Linked DNA regions of Homo sapiens: region 2 is linked to region 1. A link is an interaction called in ENCODE POLR2A ChIA-PET data of the cell type or tissue named here. Cell type or tissue: Panc1. All regions are shown on one strand. Links, peaks and the distances in the headings refer to the core of each region. The heading gives the core; the rest is flanking DNA. Region 1 has its middle 43 kb from the start of DPY19L2. Region 2 overlaps SRGAP1 (SLIT-ROBO Rho GTPase activating protein 1).

Region 1 (8,348 bases), core at 52-8,051:
GTAATTCAGAAGACAAATGGGGTCAAGAAAGGGTTGTTTTCTTCTTAATGAAAATGACAGGATATTGATGAGAGAGAGAATATTGCTGTAGTCCTATGGATTTTTAAAAATTAAAGGGTAAACAAAAGAAAGCAAAAATTTAAAAAGGGTAGCCATATAAGATTAAAGTAGAACTTGAGACAAAAACAGTTACGTGGGACAGACATTAACATATATTTGACCAATAAACAATGGAACAGACTAAGAAAGTTGTTAAAGTGGTATTCCCCAAAAGAATACTGCACCCAGGTGAATTTATGGACAAGATTTATAAAATCTTCAGGTAAATCATCATTTCTTTGCTTTTCAAACTGATTCTGACAATAAAAGGAAGGAAAAGATTTCAATTAATTTGAACAAATTAGCAGAAACCAATACCAACAACTGACAAGAGAAGGTACAAAATCAACTAATTGTTTCAAGATTGATACAAAAGGTCTTAAATAAAATGTAAGTAGTTTAAATCCAGTAATTTAAGAAAAACAAATAAAATCCAGGCAGGAGGGCTGGGCGCGGTGGCTCAAGCCTGTAATCCCAGCACTTTGGGAGGCCGAAGCTGGCGGATCACCTGAGGTCGGGAGTTCAAGACCAGACTGACCAACATGGAGAAACTCTGTCTCTACTAAAAATACCTGGGAGGTGGAGGTTGCAGTGAGCTGAGATCACGCCACTGCACTCCAGACTGGGCCATAAGAGCAAAACTCTGTCTCAAAAAAAAAAAAAAAAAAAAAAAAAATTCCAGGCAGGAATATAAGGATGGTTCAACAGAGACAATATGACTATATTATAATGTCATTTAAAATTTTAAAATTTTAAAAAAAGGAAATAATCTCAATAGATGTTAAAAGAGCATTTACTATAAATTCAATTAATGTTAAGATAAAAATTATTAATTTAGGTATGAAAGTTATTGCTTTGGTATAATAAAGAATATTCTTCTGAAACCAACAGCCACCAAAAACCATATGCAATGAATCAAGAACAAGAGAAAAATACCAACTATTATTATCCTTCAATGGTGTCCCAGAAATTTCAATCAGTGTAATAAAACAAGAAAAAGATATTTTTAAAAGTATAACTACTAGAAAGGAAGAGATAAAATCATCATTTTTGCAAATGATATAGCAATTTAACTAGAAAACACAAGAGACTGAAATGAAAATTTATTAAAACTGATTTTTTAAGTTCAGTAAAATGGCACAATGCCAAAGACACATAGGAATCAACAGCTTTTTGCAGACTAAATTAGGCAGATTTCTAATTTAAAATTCTCTTTACAAAAGTAAGCACCTCCAAAAATCTCCCTAGTGTTTTCCAATAAAAATGTAATGTGAGTCACATATGTAATTTTAGATAAGCCCAGTTGCCACATTAAAAAAAATGAAAATATATACTTTATGTAACATAATAACCCAAATTATTATTTCAATATATCTAATTGATATTTTTTAAATGATTTTTTTCATACTGAGTCTTCAAATTCTAGTGGTTTTTGGTAGTTAGTTAACCTGCTTGTGTGTTTGCACACTTAACAGTATTATTTCACATCTTCACTAACCACCTGTGGCCAGCAGCTATTGTATCAGACAGAGCAGCTCTCATAGGCCTAGATGTGTGCCTAAGAACATCTGTGCAGAACGTACAAACACGAAAACAGCAAAGTGCTACATAACACAGGAGATTTCAGAAAGAGGACAAACATATTACATATTCATAGATGAGAATAGGAATATGTGTCTTTGAATACTGATATCACTGTAAAGATATCAATTTTCCCTCCCAGGTTATTATATAAATTCAACACAAGCCTAAGCTAAATTCCTGTAACATTTATGTAGAAGACCTGACAAAAAGATTTCAAAGACTGGAAGCATAAAGATAAAAGAATATCAAGAAACTTTTAAAATGACAAGTAAAAATGATTGGGATTTGCCATATCAGATATTTAAATATCAAGTATTTACAATTTATGAAAATTACAACAATATGATACTGGCAGCTCAACAAAGAGACTGTAAGAACTAGTATGCATAAGAATTTGGTACAGCATGTGACAAAGGGAGAATGAAAAATAAGTGGGAAATGAATACGTTAGTAAATACATATTAATAGTATTCAGGCCACTTGTAAAAAATATAAAGTTGTATGTCTATTTTATAATGTTTACCAAAATAAATACTACACAAGTCAAAGGTTTAAATGAAAAACTAAAAAGCAGTAAGATGATTAAAAAACCTATAGTAAATGTTTGTATTATTTTGGAGTGAGAAAAGTTTTCTAGGATAGAAATCAAAGAACGAGAGCAACAGATTTGGTGATAAAACCATCTATGTATCAAAAGCATAAATAAAAAGCTAATTTTCAAACTGGTAAAATGATTCCAACATATATGAACAATAAAATACTAATACTCTTGATACATAAGTAGCTTTTACAGCTCATTTAGAGAACAAGGTGAACAATCCAAAAAAAAAAAAAAAAAAAAAACCTAAGGACATAAACAGGCCAATTCCCAGGAGAAAATACAAATGTTCACCTATGAAACTGGCAAAGATGAAAAGACGATGATTATGTCGGACAAAGGTGTAAAGGAATGGTAACTGCTGTGAACAACCTTTCCTGAAGGAAACTTGGCAGTATGCATAAAATGCCTTAAAAACATATACAGTCATGTGCCACATCACAATGTTTCAGCCCACAACGTTTCACATATATGAAAGCGGTCCCCTAACATCAGAACGGAGCTGAAAAATGTCTATCACCTAGTGACATCATAGCCATCATAATGCAGCAGCACAACATGTTACTCACATGTTTGTATAAAATACATCATACTTGATTAATGATAATAAACAATGATGTTACTGGTTTGTATATGTACTATGCTATAATTTTTATAATTATTTCACAGTCTACTCCTTCTACTTATCAAAAAAAAAAAGTTAACCGTGAAACAGCTTCAGGCAGATCCTTCGGCAGGTATTCCAGAAGAAGGCATTATCATTACAGGAGATGTGTGTTATTGCCCCTGAAGACCTTCAGTGACAGAAGATGTGGAGGTGGAAGACAGTGATATTGATTATCCTGACCCAGGGTAGGCCTGATGTGTGTGATTATGTCTTAGGTTTTAACAAAAATGTTTAAAAAGTAAAAAAAAAAAAAAAAAAAAAAAAAAAAAAAAAAAAATTGAAAAAACTTAACGGAATAAGGATATAAAGAAAAAATGTTTTTGTACAGTTGTACAATGTGTATGTTTTAATCTAAATGTTACAGGAGAGTCAAAAAGTTAAAAAAAATAAAAAGTTTAAAAAGTAAAACAGTTATAATAAGCTAAGGTTAATTTATTCTTAAAGAAAAATATTCTTTATAAATTTAGTGTAGCCTAAGTGTACAGTGTTTATAAAGTCTTCAGTAGTGTACAGTAATGTCCTAGGCCTTCATATTCACTGACCACTCACCCAGAGCAAATTCCAGACCTTAAGCTTATACAGGTGCCTTATACAGGTGCCTTATACAGGTGTACCATTTTTTATGTTTTACACTGTATTTTTACTGTGCCTTTTTAATGTTTAGGTACATAAATACCTGCCCTTGCATTACAATTGCTTACAGTATTCAGTACAGTAACATGCAGCACAGTACGGTTTATAGGCTAGGATCAATAGGCCATACCAAATAGCCTATGTGTGTAGTAGGCTGTACCATCTGGGTTTGTGTAAATACACTCTATGATGTTTTCACAATGACAAAATCTCCAAACAATGCATTTCTCAGAATGCAGCCCTTCTGTTAAGTGACTCATGACTATACATCTTTCCACTTACATGAGGTACCCAGACTAGATAAATTCACAGATGCAGAAAGTAGGATACAGATTACCAGGGTCTCGAAGGGAAAGTAAATTGGAAGTTATTTTAATGGATACAGAGTTTCTGTTTGGGATGATGAAAACATTCTGGAAACGGATAGCAGTGATGGTTATGTGACATCATAAATGTACTTAATGTCACTGAATTGTACACTTTAAAATGGTTAAAATGGTCAATTTTATGTTATGTATATTTTACCACAATTTCTAAAACCTCCATTGCATGACTATGAATTTTATTAAACCATTCTCCTATTATTGAATATTTGGGTTCTTTTTCTAAATTTTTAAACAATTAAAAATAATACTATGATAAAAAAAAATACATCCTTTGACTCAGCATTTCAATTTGTGGATATTTATCTCATGGTAATAATTAAGAAGATGTGTAAAGATGTGCATTTTCCTCCTGGCACTATTTGTATCAGCAAAAAATCAGAAACCTAAATAACTAATGCATAGGATTAGTCAAATAAATTACAGCACATAATGGAAAATTAGAAAGCCAATAAAAAGTGTGCTGCAGACATATATCTATTTATATTAAGGAGAAATATTTAAAAATAATATGGTTGACAAGATAAACTTTAAAGGAAGTAAATGTTCATACGTGCATAAGAAAGTACCTGAAAGAATATATAATGGGGTTTTGCCAGGGGTCATCTCTAAGGAAATGGGTTTTAACTGCTTTTTTATGCTTTTTCTTACTTGTCCGTATTTTCTGATATTTTGGCAATGCACACAAACTCTTTTAGTAAAAAGAAAAAAATTTATTAAAAGAAACTTAATTTTGAATAAAACATAGATAACTCCTCCCAGTTATTTTTCTTTTCTCAGAAGTAACACTGTGCCTTTGTGTACTGGACAAAGTGAACCACATCCCCCCAGAAAAGAAACATAAAATGCCAACTGAATGACTGTCTAAAGCTTGTTATTATATGGAACCAGCCAATAATTGTTTTCCCAATCTGAGAAACTAGACATTAGATTATACAAAGATATCCCTTTGGGCTTTTGGTTTGCCTCTTGGTTGACCATAGTAGGTATATTACAAAGCAGTAATGAAAACACTTTCTATTTTTGCCAGTGAGGTGGGTTTTCTTTTAGAAATGAGGAAGACGATGTCCCTGAAGAGTAAGGCTACACACAAAGTGAGACATTCAAGTACCTCAATGGAACCTAGTAAAATTAGAGCAAGAAAACTAAAACACCTTTAAGAGTATCTCAAAAGCTTGTGTAGCTGTAGAAGGATTAAAATTGTGAATTTAGAGGTACAGGCAAACAGATCCAATCCTAAAGGCATTTTTGTTTGGGTGTCCCACACATTAAGCTGTAAATCTGAAACAGGAAACTTGAAATCATTAAGGTCACATATTTATAACATCATATTCAATTAGGTTAGAAAAGTGCAATATCTGTCATCATGTCATAAAAAGATGTGTTTTTCTCTCAGATCTCTTATAAAGAAAAGCTCCCTATATTGTTAAGGATAGGGCTGTTTTCAATCAGTTACAAGGAGCAATTCAATTACTAGATGGTTTAGTGCAGTAACTGACTCAGACTAATTTAATTTCTTTAGGTCTCTAAAGATCAATTGATCTGATTTGTCCCATCCCCAAAGGCTGTTTATGAAAAATTCAGACTTAAATATCTGGAAATGAAATCCAAAACCTCGGCCAATTTCACACTACTTAGGTCATCTTGCAAACTTTCAGCTAGTCATATAAGAGTGCTGTCTTTGCCCTCAGACCATTGAAAGCTACTTAGCTTCATGTACATGTGAGTGCTCCCACATCAGGATGCTTATCCAATAAGTGGAAAATGTGGCCACATGCATTATCAAATCTGCCATTCTAAAGAGCAGTCAGACTGAGTACCTCCTATCTTGTAAACCAATGTGCAACTACAAGGCTATTTTTACTCTAGGAGTAGTTTATTAAGACTATGAAACATAGAGTTACATGGGATAAAAGTTGTTAGATGAAATGCTCATATAACAAGATGAAGAACTTGTAATTATTTTACATTTTTAGATTTATAAAATGCTGTCATAAATGCCAGCTTATTTGATTCTCAGAATAAACCTCTGAGGTGAGCAGGGTTATTTTTTCCATTTTCTAGATGAGTGTACAGACTCAGAAGTCTGGTGACTTCTCCAGGATCACTCACCCAGGAAGAGGCAGAGGTGAGACTCTAAGCCCTAACTTTTTTTTTCTCCCAATATATCATGCGTACCCCCATGGTCTGAGACAGAAAATATGACACACACTATAAAAACAGATCACTATCACCCCACTGCATCATTGTCTCCATTCTTATTTAATACCTGAATAAAACTGAGAAAAAGTTCACTTATAACAATCCCAACTGCATAAACCCGGTCTGCAGCAGGGCTTCTGGCCCTCAGAAACAGGAAATAAAGTCATGCCTAAATGAAGTTGCCTTTTGCAAGTGGACTCCTTTGTTGCCCACACTGCTGGTACCTCATTCTCAGTGATTTGTATCCCACCTAACTTGAGAGTTACCACTTGCCTTCTCTCTGCCCTTTGCAATGGATTTTCAATCACAAGCTCAAGTTTCTTTTCCTGATCCCAACACTTCCAACCAACTTGTCCAGCTCTCCAACTATTTAATCTTTCTTTTCTGCTCAAATCCCATAGTTCCTGGCCAACATTCAGCCTCTCCTGCTTGCTCCTCTGCTTCCCCACTGAGCCTCTAAGTCTGTTCCCCTAAATCAAACCTCCGCCTCACATTCTGCCATTTGGGAAGGCTTAGGAAGGCTGAGACAGAGGTTGTTAAAATATGTAATTATCTTTTAATTTGAGTTGCCAAGATAGATTAGACAGAAGTGCTGAGGTCAGCAGATGTGGCTATGTAGGTAACAAAGAGTGCAGCAGAAATGTGCAGAAGTTAGTAGGGAAATTACACAGATGTAGAGATAAGAAAATCAGTGGTTCTGGTGGCTAGGGAACTTCCCTGGTCAATCAAGACATTGGGCCACATAAAAGAATTAGTGTGTTTAAGAAGTAAAAATAATCAATTAGGTTTAAAAATCTTCTCTTTGAAAAACAATTTTTGACATTCATACTGGGCAAAATATGTATCTCCATATAGTCATTACTCATCACCTCAATGGTCTCAAACTGCATGAACCATTTTAATTGAATAAAAAGTAGGGTACGTTACAGGCACATGATTTCACTTGTCTTCTTAGACGCCTGATGTCTCTCCTATTAAATAAAAGCAGTCTACTATATTGGTAAAATTATGTGACCTTGAATTAAATTACATCTCCTTGTTTTAAAATTCCCCAACTACCCTTACACTCTTTGTGTTAGCAAATATATCTACTTGGGAAGGTAAAAAGCTACCAAGGTTCTATTTCTCTACAGACTGCCACTCATTGAGACATGAAGCTTAAAAATGTAAAGAGGACTAAGTCTTTAATAACAACAAAGCCCTATTTTTTATAGTAGAATAAATGTCCTGACCAAAGAAACTATTTCACTCAGAAATTAAGCATATAATAGATCCAGTCACAGTAGCTGTCAGACTTAGGCAGTTGCATATGTACAAGGAATAGGGGCAGAGAATAGAAGACTATATATAGTAAGGTTATGATTCTCTGGTGTCGAAAGGAGTGTGTTGTTACAAACTCCCTCTTCTCTTGATCTTATCTGAACAAGAAAGTAAACAGAAAATTCTCATTACCTCTCAAGGTCAGTGAGCCTGGAGGAATCCCAGAATCCTTTGGCAAAAGGATTGCTATCTATTTTCAGCTTCGTTATCTGGAGAAAGAATGGGTACAAAACAGTATCATTTCTGAGGTCAAGGAAGTAAAATCATAAATAGTTTGTTCATTCTCCATAGCACACCAAGAATATCTTAATGTTTCTCAGTGTCGTGAGAAGGGTGGAAAATGCTACACATGTTCACAAGAGGGACAAATCCCAGCCAGGTGGGATGGTAAGGGAAGACCTCAGAGAGGAGGTATTGAGGACAGGCTGGAGGTTGACAGATAGATACAATTAGGGAAGGGAGCCTTTGAGGCAAAAGTAGATGTGAACTGGGGTGTGCAGTATTTAATATATTATATAATATGTCAAAGGCTAGGGCTGAACTGAGGAATGGGAGAACCACCTAAATGGGAGAATTATGCAGAATTCCAGCATTGATAGAGAATGAAAGAAAGAATGCATTTGACTTGGTGACATCTTTTTTAGTACTGTGAGTACATACACACACCATAATAGATAAAAGGTAAAATGGCCAATAATAGCCTCATGTTCAATATGATATTGATATACGTGACATAAATACATGACATAAAGCCTTCTGAATATAAATTTTCTATTTCCCTTTCCATTTGACTAAATCAGAATCAAATTAGTCCATCTTTTGTTATCCTTCCATGAAATGTTATTTATAAACTCTATGTTTT
Region 2 (8,348 bases), core at 299-8,298, 240 kb after region 1:
ATCCCCATCATCACAATGAGGAAGTTTCCTTCTATTCTTGCTTTGCTAACAGTTTTTTTTTTCCTGAATGGATTTGAATTTTGTCAAATGACTTTTTTTTCATCTATTGATATAATCTCACTGTTCTACTTTATTCCGCAGACATCACCTTAGCAATATAAGGAATTATGTCAGGTGAAAATATCACCAGCTTTCTTTCGCCCTAAAATGCATAATAAAATGGAGGTCTTTATAATGTTAAAGCAACAGTGGAAAAGACCTGGGTTCCATTTTCTCCTTTAGTTACCATTATCACCATCCTACTTTTGGCCTTAATTACTTCTAATTTTGATGAGTTGACTGGCTTCTTAACTATTCTTCCCACCCAGTCTCTCTTCCTTCCTGTCATGATTTGAGAAAAACCTCCCTGAAGAACACTCCTGGCCATATTGTTTGTTTTTCTCTTAACAAAAATAATCACTGGCTTCTCATTACCCACAGAATACTCTGCTCAGCAGGGATGCTGGTGTCTCCCACAGTCCAGTGTCAGGGACACAGTCATCTCTGTCTTGGGATATCCCATTCCTACCTTTCTTCTTGATACAGTGGAAATATGGTCACTTCTCCTATGTTTTTGTAACTTAGGACACTTAATGTTATTTTTTCTGCATCTTTTTATATTTCATATTTCCCACAAGATTGGAAGTGCCCAAGGATACTAGCCATGTTGTACCTATTTTTATATATTCATAGTTCCTTCCTGGTATAGTGCCTTGTATGTAGCAGGCATTTTACTTGTGTTTACAGAAGGAATAGATACACACAGCCTATATATATTCCATATATATATTTTCCATGTATATATATATTCCATATATATGTTTTCCATATATATATATTCCATATATATGTTTTCCATATATATATTCCATATATATATTTTCCATATATATATATTCCATATATATATTTTCCATATATATATATTCCATATATATATTTTCCATATATATATATTCCATATATATATTTTCCATATATATATTCCATATATATATTTTCCATATATATATATTCCATATATGTATTTTCCATATATATATTCATATATGTATTTTCCATATATGTATTTTCCATATATGTATTTTCCATATATGTATTTTCCATATATGTATTTTCCATATATGTATTTTCCATATATATACATTCATATATGTATTTTCCATATATATACATTCATATATGTATTTTCCATATATATATTTTTTCCATATATATTTTTTTTTCCATATATATATATATTTTTTCCATATATATATATACCAAATAAGAGAATATATCTCTGGTACAAATGAAGAATATTTTCTCAACTCTTCTTTTATAAGTACCCTTTAATTATATGATAGCTGCTTAGTCACAACTTGTTTTTTTTTTTTTTGCTGTTGGTCTTTGAAAAACTTGGTGTCTTGGATCAGACATTTTTATTATTTATTATTATTATTATTATTATTATTATTATTATTATTATTATTATTTTGAGACGGAACCTCGCTCTGTCACCCAGGCTAGAGTGCAGTGGCGTGATGTTGGCTCACTGCAAACTCTGCCTCCCGGGTTTGCGCCATTCTCCTGCCTCAGCCTCCCGAGTAGCTGGGACTACAGGCGCCTGCCACCACGTCCAGCTAATTTTTTGTATTTTTGGTAGAGACGGTGTTTCACCGTTTTAGCCAGGATGGCCTTGATCTCCTGACCTCGTGATCCGCCCGCCTCGGCCTCCCAAAGAGACATTTTTATTTTTAAGGATACAACGTATTGTAGAAATGCGGTAGAGCACATATGTGGAATTTTATAACTTTGAAGCAGCTTTTCAGTTTGTGAGTACTCATCATTACTGACAACTTACTTTTCTGACCATCACCAGAGGAATCCAATTAATGATTCTTTGGAGGAAAAAATAAGAAAGGAATCCAAACTAATATACACAAAAATTCCCTTCCCTGATACTGATTGAACCTAATACTAATAGCTCTTGTTTTGAATTTCATAATTCTAGAAGAGTTAAACTTGAAAATGTATCTCTAAACAATGCAGCCTCTGTTTTCCACCAAAAGGCGGTGATTGTGTTGAGCATTTTAACTGGTTATCAGACCTCAGGCTGCCGGTTTGAAGAGTGAACTTTGGCAATAGGAACTTGGCTCTCAATCCTGTTTTGCAGCTGGCTAGAATGTGAATAAACTTATTGAAAGACATATCTTCTCAAAGAAGGAGAGGAATAAAGCCCTCAACCTAATAACCTTCCTCCTTTCTGACAGCCCCCAGCCTCCACATACCTTTTTAGAAAGCATCTTCAGAGAGAGAGGTTTTTAGATGTCCAAAACCTCAGAGAACTAGACAGTTCTTGCTCACTAGTAATCCTCATCTTGGGAGATTTATTCTTTGCTAAGTCCCTGCACCAGGAGTGTGGTTTTCTTTCTGACTTCTCCCTCTTTAAGGAATTGTGCAAATACCACAAGCTTTTTGTGCTTTTTGTAACTCAACTGTTTCTTTTTTGCTTTTATTAGAGTCCATCTCTGTTTTCTGGCAGGATGATGGCTCTAACGTGCTGCACATGGTGTCTAGGTGGGCCCTTCTCTCCAGCTCATGACATGCTTGTAGCTTTCTTTCAGAGTGGCACTTTGGGGCAACATCCTGTTAATCTGAGAAAGGTTTACCTCTTCCTGTGTCCCTCCGTGCCCTCCTTTCATCCCAGAGCCCGCCATCTTAACCAAAGTCTTTGAGTTTTCAAGGAGGTGATAAAATCTGTATAAACCTTTGCATTCCGTAGAATTGTTGACATTCTCTAAATGGAGCAGAAACATTTGAGATGTGTTGGAAGCCTTGCCTGGCATTGATCATTTCAAACAGTGACCTTTTCTCCTTACACAGTGTCTTCTCTTCTGGAAAAGCCTACCTGTGTGTCCTGTCCTGAGTCCCCCACTCCACCCCACCCCACCCCCATTATGCATTAGTTGCCCCACATTAGTGTTTTCTTAACAATTTTCTACTTGTTGCCATGTCAGCACCTATGTATTATATGACAATTGTCTGATTTTTTTTTTTTTTGGTAATTATGTGGGGTCCTAGAGAACGGGAAGGGATTCATTCGTATCCTTACTTTATCTCAGGTGTCTTATCTGAGTACCTGACACATAGTAAGTACTTAATTCATATTTGTGAATGGGCTGGTCCATGCCATTTAGAACTCTTTTTTTTTTTTTTTTTTTTTTTTTTTTTGAGACAGAGTCTTGCTCTGTCACCCAGGCTGGAGTCCAGTGGTGTGATCTTGGCTCACTGCAACCTCCGCTTTCCGGGTTCAAGCAATTCTCCTGCCTCAGCCTCCCCAGTAGCTGGGATTACAGGCGCCCACCACCATGCCCGGCTAATTTTTGTATTTTTAGTAGAGACGAGGTTTCGCCATGTTGGCCAGGCTGGTCTCGAACTCCTGACCTCAAGTGATTTGCCTGCCTTGGCCTCCCAAAGTGCTGGAATTATAGGCATAAGCCACTGCACCCGGCCTTCATTTAGAACTATTTTAACCACTGCCCTCACCTTGTATGCTAGGTGAAGAATGTGTTCCAGCAGCCACAGCAGCAAAACTGATCTGAAAAACAACTCTATCAAAATTTGTACAGTGTTCTTGTCCCAATTCTGGCAGATATTTTTAAGTGTTGTAGAGCTTGCTTACAAGAAACAGATTAAACTTAAAGAGAAGGCTTCTTCCACCATGGCTCTTTATTTTATTTGAATTTTTATTTGTTTTTTTTAGACTGACTTGTAGAATGTTTATGTTGATGGAATGAAGACAAACTTTCTCAAGATTCCTCAGCATGCTCCTGGTTTTCTGATTTAAAAGCTCTTGCTGTTAGGGGAAGATCTGCTTTTCAGACTTAGTAACTGATAGTCTTACATAACTATATACATTATGAAAACATTTTATTGCTTAGAAGGAATATACTTTTATTCAGTGGATCCAGTTTTGGGTTTGTGTGTGTGTGTGGAGGTGGGGGTAGGTTAAGTGTGATTTAGCCAATTTTTAAAATATGTAATAGAGAGTAGGAAGGGGTCAGCTTCTCACCTATGGCTCATGCAGAAAATGACCTTGTTGGCCTCAGTTAGTTAACATTTTTATCATCTAGTACACAGGACAGTTTTAGAGTCTGTGTCCTCCTTACTTTAAATGTACACTCACCCCCCTCCCCACTCTGCACCTCACTATTCTGCTTTCTGTAGCCCTAGTGTACCAAAAATAGTGAAATAGAATGGATGAATAAGACCCCCACCAGGGCTGGATGCAGTGGCTCATGCCTGTAATCCAGCATTTGGGGAGGCCAAGGCAGGAGGATTGCTTGAAGCCAGGAGTTTGAGACTAGGCTGGGCAACGAAGTGAGACCACATTTCTACAAAAAAATTTTTTTTTAATTAGCCAGATATGGTGGTATGCACCTACAGTCTTAGCTACTGGAGAGGCTGAGGTGGGAGGCTTGCTTGTGCCCAGGAGTTTGAGGCTGCAGTGAGCTATGATTGTGCACTGCACTACAGCCCAGGCAATAGAGTAAGACCTGTCTCTTAAAAAGAAAGAAGGAAGAAAGGAAGAAAAGAAAGAAAAAATCCACACCAATGAGCCTTCCTTCTGATTTCTGGATGAGAATCAGATGCATCCTGCCTTTGACACACCAAATAGAAGTTAGTCCCAGAATGATCAGCTTAGTGGGCCTCAGACACAGTTTATGTTTCATGGTACTGGGGATAAAAAATATCTTGATGAAGCCCTTACAAAGAGCCCTGAGTGGAGGTGCTGAATAAACCTAAACTAATAGGGAGGAAGGGAAAAGGAGTTACAGGTGCTAACACTTTTAATTTTTTTATTTTTTATTTATAAATAGAGACAGGATCTCACTATGTTGCCCAGGCTGTTTTCGAACTCCTGGCCTCAAGCAATCCTCCTGCCTCAGCCCCTCAAAGTACTGGGATTATAGGCATGAGTCACTGTACCGGGCCAGGTGCTAACACTTTTTAAACACTTTGCATGTATCATTTCATTTAATCTTTAAAACAACTTTGAAAGCAGGTATTGTTCCCATTTTGCTGGAGAAAGACATCAAGAGAATAAGTAATTTGCCTGAAGTCACACAAATAGTAAGTGGCAGAGGATGGCTTCCAACTTAGATCTCTGACTCCAGAGCTTGTACCGTTTCCATTATACCAGATTGTCCAGTGGCTTATTGTTAAGTGGCTGCTGATAGTGTGATAAGACAGTACTGGAAAGTGGGGAGAAAACACAGGGATTGGGAGACAGAAGGTAAACCATATGTGGAGAATCTGACATGGTACATCATCTCATTAAGTTTCTATTTTATTTTTTTCATCTTCTCAGAAGGAAAAGCCTTTTCACTTTTTAAAGTCTCTGCCTTATTCTCTTTTGCACAGGTCTTCATGTAAGTTTCTTGATTGATTTTTTTTTTTTTTTTTTTTGGTGGTAGGATCTCACTCTGTGGCCCAGGCTGGAGTGTAGTAGTGTGATCTTGGCTTACTGCAACCTCTGCCTCCCAGGCTCAAGCGATCCTTCCACTTTAGCCTCCCGAGTAGCTGAGACTATAGGCATGCACCACCACACTTGGCTAATTTTTAAAGTTTTTTTTTTTACAGACAAGATTTCACTTTATTGCCCAGTCTGGTCCCAAACTCCTAGTCTCAAATGATCCTCCCGCCTCAGCCTCCCAAAGCACTGGAATTACAAACATGAGCCACCTTGCCCACTGCCCATGATTCCATCATCTGGAAGAGTATGAAGTATAAGGTTAAAGGAAACCATTCCTTCCAGACTTTCATCCTTGCTGCCATCTCAGTATTTAAAAAAATAACATGGAACTGGTTCATGTCAGCACTTCTAGCAATGGTGCTGTTGTTAACAGTGGAAATACATTTGGAGAGCTTATCATTGGCTTATTTCTGAGCCCTAAACTTTCACTGACAGTCTTCCCAATATATGAAAATAAATTGTGTATTTTTCACCGTCAATCTTTTTTTGTTGTTCTTGTTATTTAGGACATTTCACTAATTCTCTTTGCTATTCTACAGACATCGTCTTGGTAGCAGAGGCACTCACATACATCCATACATCAGTCTCAGTGTTTCTTCTATAAAACTTTGCAGAGATATTCTTTTCTGTTTTGTTTTGCTCAACAAACTGTGATTTGAAAGTAGCTCCATAGGAAACTTTTTTTCCTCTGCCTAGGAGAAAAAGGTTGTAGTTTTATATAACTCTATTAGGAAGATGTCTTAAAGAGTCAAAAGATTAAGATCACAGAAAAGTTAACATTCTAGCATTTTGTTTACATATTTCCTTTTCATGAAAAACTTTTCTTGCCCTAGCAATTTCTAATTTTCTTTTATTCTTTGCCTTATTTAAATGGAATTTTCCCCCATCTTTCTCATTAAAAAGAAAAAAGCACTGGGCGCCATGGCTCACGCCTGTAATCCCAGCACTTTGGGAGGCTGAGGCGGGTGGATCACGAGGTCAGGAGATCGAGACCATCCTGGCTAACATGGTGAAACCCCGTCTCTACTAAAAATACAAAAAATTAGTCCGGCGTGGTGGTGGGTGCCTGTAGTCCCAGCTACTCGGGAGGCTGAGGCAGGAGAATGGCGTGAACCCGGGAGGCGGAGCTTGCAGTGAGCCGAGATCGTGCCACTGCACTCCAGCCTGGGGGACAGAGCGAGACTCCATCTCAAAAAAAAAAAAAAAGAAAAGAAAAAGCAGTGTGAGTAGAGGCAATTTGAAGCAATGGAAAAATAGTTGAGCTACACAATTGTAGGTTTGAATTAGAGCTTTGCTGCTTCCTAGTTTGTGGGACCATTAACAAGTTACTTATCGTTTTGGAAACTTGGTTTTTTAAATCTGTAAAATTAGTATAGAACTGCCTCCAAGGTTGTTTTAAATAATAAGTGAGGAGATGTATGCAAAGTGTCCCAATTGTCAGTACACTTCCTCCTTCCCCTTTCCTTTTTTTTAAATTAAGCTTTTAAAAAATTATTTGCTTTTGAAGCCTTTTAAATTTATTTTTAATTTTTAAAATTAACAAATAAAAGGCCCGGCGCGGTGGCTCGCGCCTATAATCCCAGCACTTTGGGAGCCCGAGGTGGGCGGATCACTTGAGGTCAGGAGTTTGAGACCACCCTGGCCAACATGGTGAAACCCCATCTCTACTAAAAATACAAAGAATTAGCCAGGTGTGGTGATGTGCACCTGTGGTCCCAGCTACTTGGGAGGCTGAGGCAGGAGAATCACTTGAACCCAGGAGGCACAGGTTGCCGTGAGCCGGGATCATGTCACTGCACTCCAGCCTGGGTGACAGAGTGAGACTCTGCCTCAAGAAAAAAAATAAATAAAAATAAAAACTGCATATATTTATGGTGTACAACATGACATTTTGATATAGTTATGCATTGTGGAGTGGCTAAATCAAGCTAATTAACACATGCATTACCTCACACACTTATCATTTTTTTGTGGTCCTTCTTAAATACTTAATTTAGTTAGACTTAACTCCTCATGCCAGTTCTTTGTAAAGGTCATTATAAATACCCACTTGACTGAATAAGTGAAAATGTAACTTTAAGAGAGACTCCACTGTGGCATAAGATAAGGCCAACTGATAGAAAAGGAGTTAATTCTCAATGTTGGTTTTCTTCATAAGCCATCTGTTTTTCAGGTACTGTATTGACTAATATGATGTTCATAAGTTTCTCTTTTTTATTTTTGAAAAAAAAAAACAAGCTTTTGAAGAGGGGCCTTAAACTGAGTTATATTTGAATTGAAATAATGAGCTGCTTATGGACATTTGAGTTTGGGATAGGAAAAAAACTTTTAAAATATAATTTGAGCAAATTCTTTTCTTTTAATGACTATTATTTTGCCTGGACCCATTTACTGAAAATTATTTGAGGATGTACAGTTCTGATTATAAATCACTTCCCTAAAAGTACTCTGTGTTCTCAAAAGGCTCCGTCCGAAAGTGAACACGTGCTTCAGTTTGTTATGACTGAGCTACTGATTGTGCAACACACTTTTGATAAGTCACTGATGTCTGTTAGCCCTGTTTGCATGACATAAGAGTGATTTCTTTTTTTTGAGACAGGGTCTAGGTCTGTCACCCAGGCTGGAGTGCATTGGCGCAATCCCGAGTAGTTGGGACTACAGACATGCACCTCCATGCCTGACTAATTTTGTACTTTTCTGTGAAAAGTACAAAATTACTGGCTGGTCTTTAACTTCTGGGATCAGCCTGGTCTGAAACTTCTGGGCTCAAGCGATCTTAAACTTCCCAGGC

What was found. ChIA-PET counts read pairs that join two places held together with the same protein. Peaks named below come from ENCODE experiments on the same cell type or tissue, not always from the same donor. Only the 100,000 strongest peaks of a DNase experiment are listed, where the experiment ranks them.
Region 2: POLR2A ChIA-PET joins it to region 1 with 11 read pairs; 1 of 35 experiments calls an interaction of 5 or more read pairs at or near these places.

What each region holds. Positions count from the first base shown.
Region 1 is chr12:63,707,782-63,716,129 of GRCh38, forward strand. It overlaps the pseudogene LOC100418730. Among named protein-coding and RNA genes, the nearest start is that of DPY19L2, 43 kb to the left of the region's middle. In Panc1, for the core only: no CTCF peak of the experiment used is centred there; a DNase peak (open chromatin) is centred at 3,710.
Region 2 is chr12:63,947,930-63,956,277 of GRCh38, forward strand. The region is part of intron 1 of SRGAP1 (SLIT-ROBO Rho GTPase activating protein 1); the gene reads left to right. Among named protein-coding and RNA genes, the nearest start is that of SRGAP1, 110 kb to the left of the region's middle. In Panc1, for the core only: no CTCF peak of the experiment used is centred there; no DNase peak of the experiment used is centred there; H3K27ac peaks cover 2,868 bases.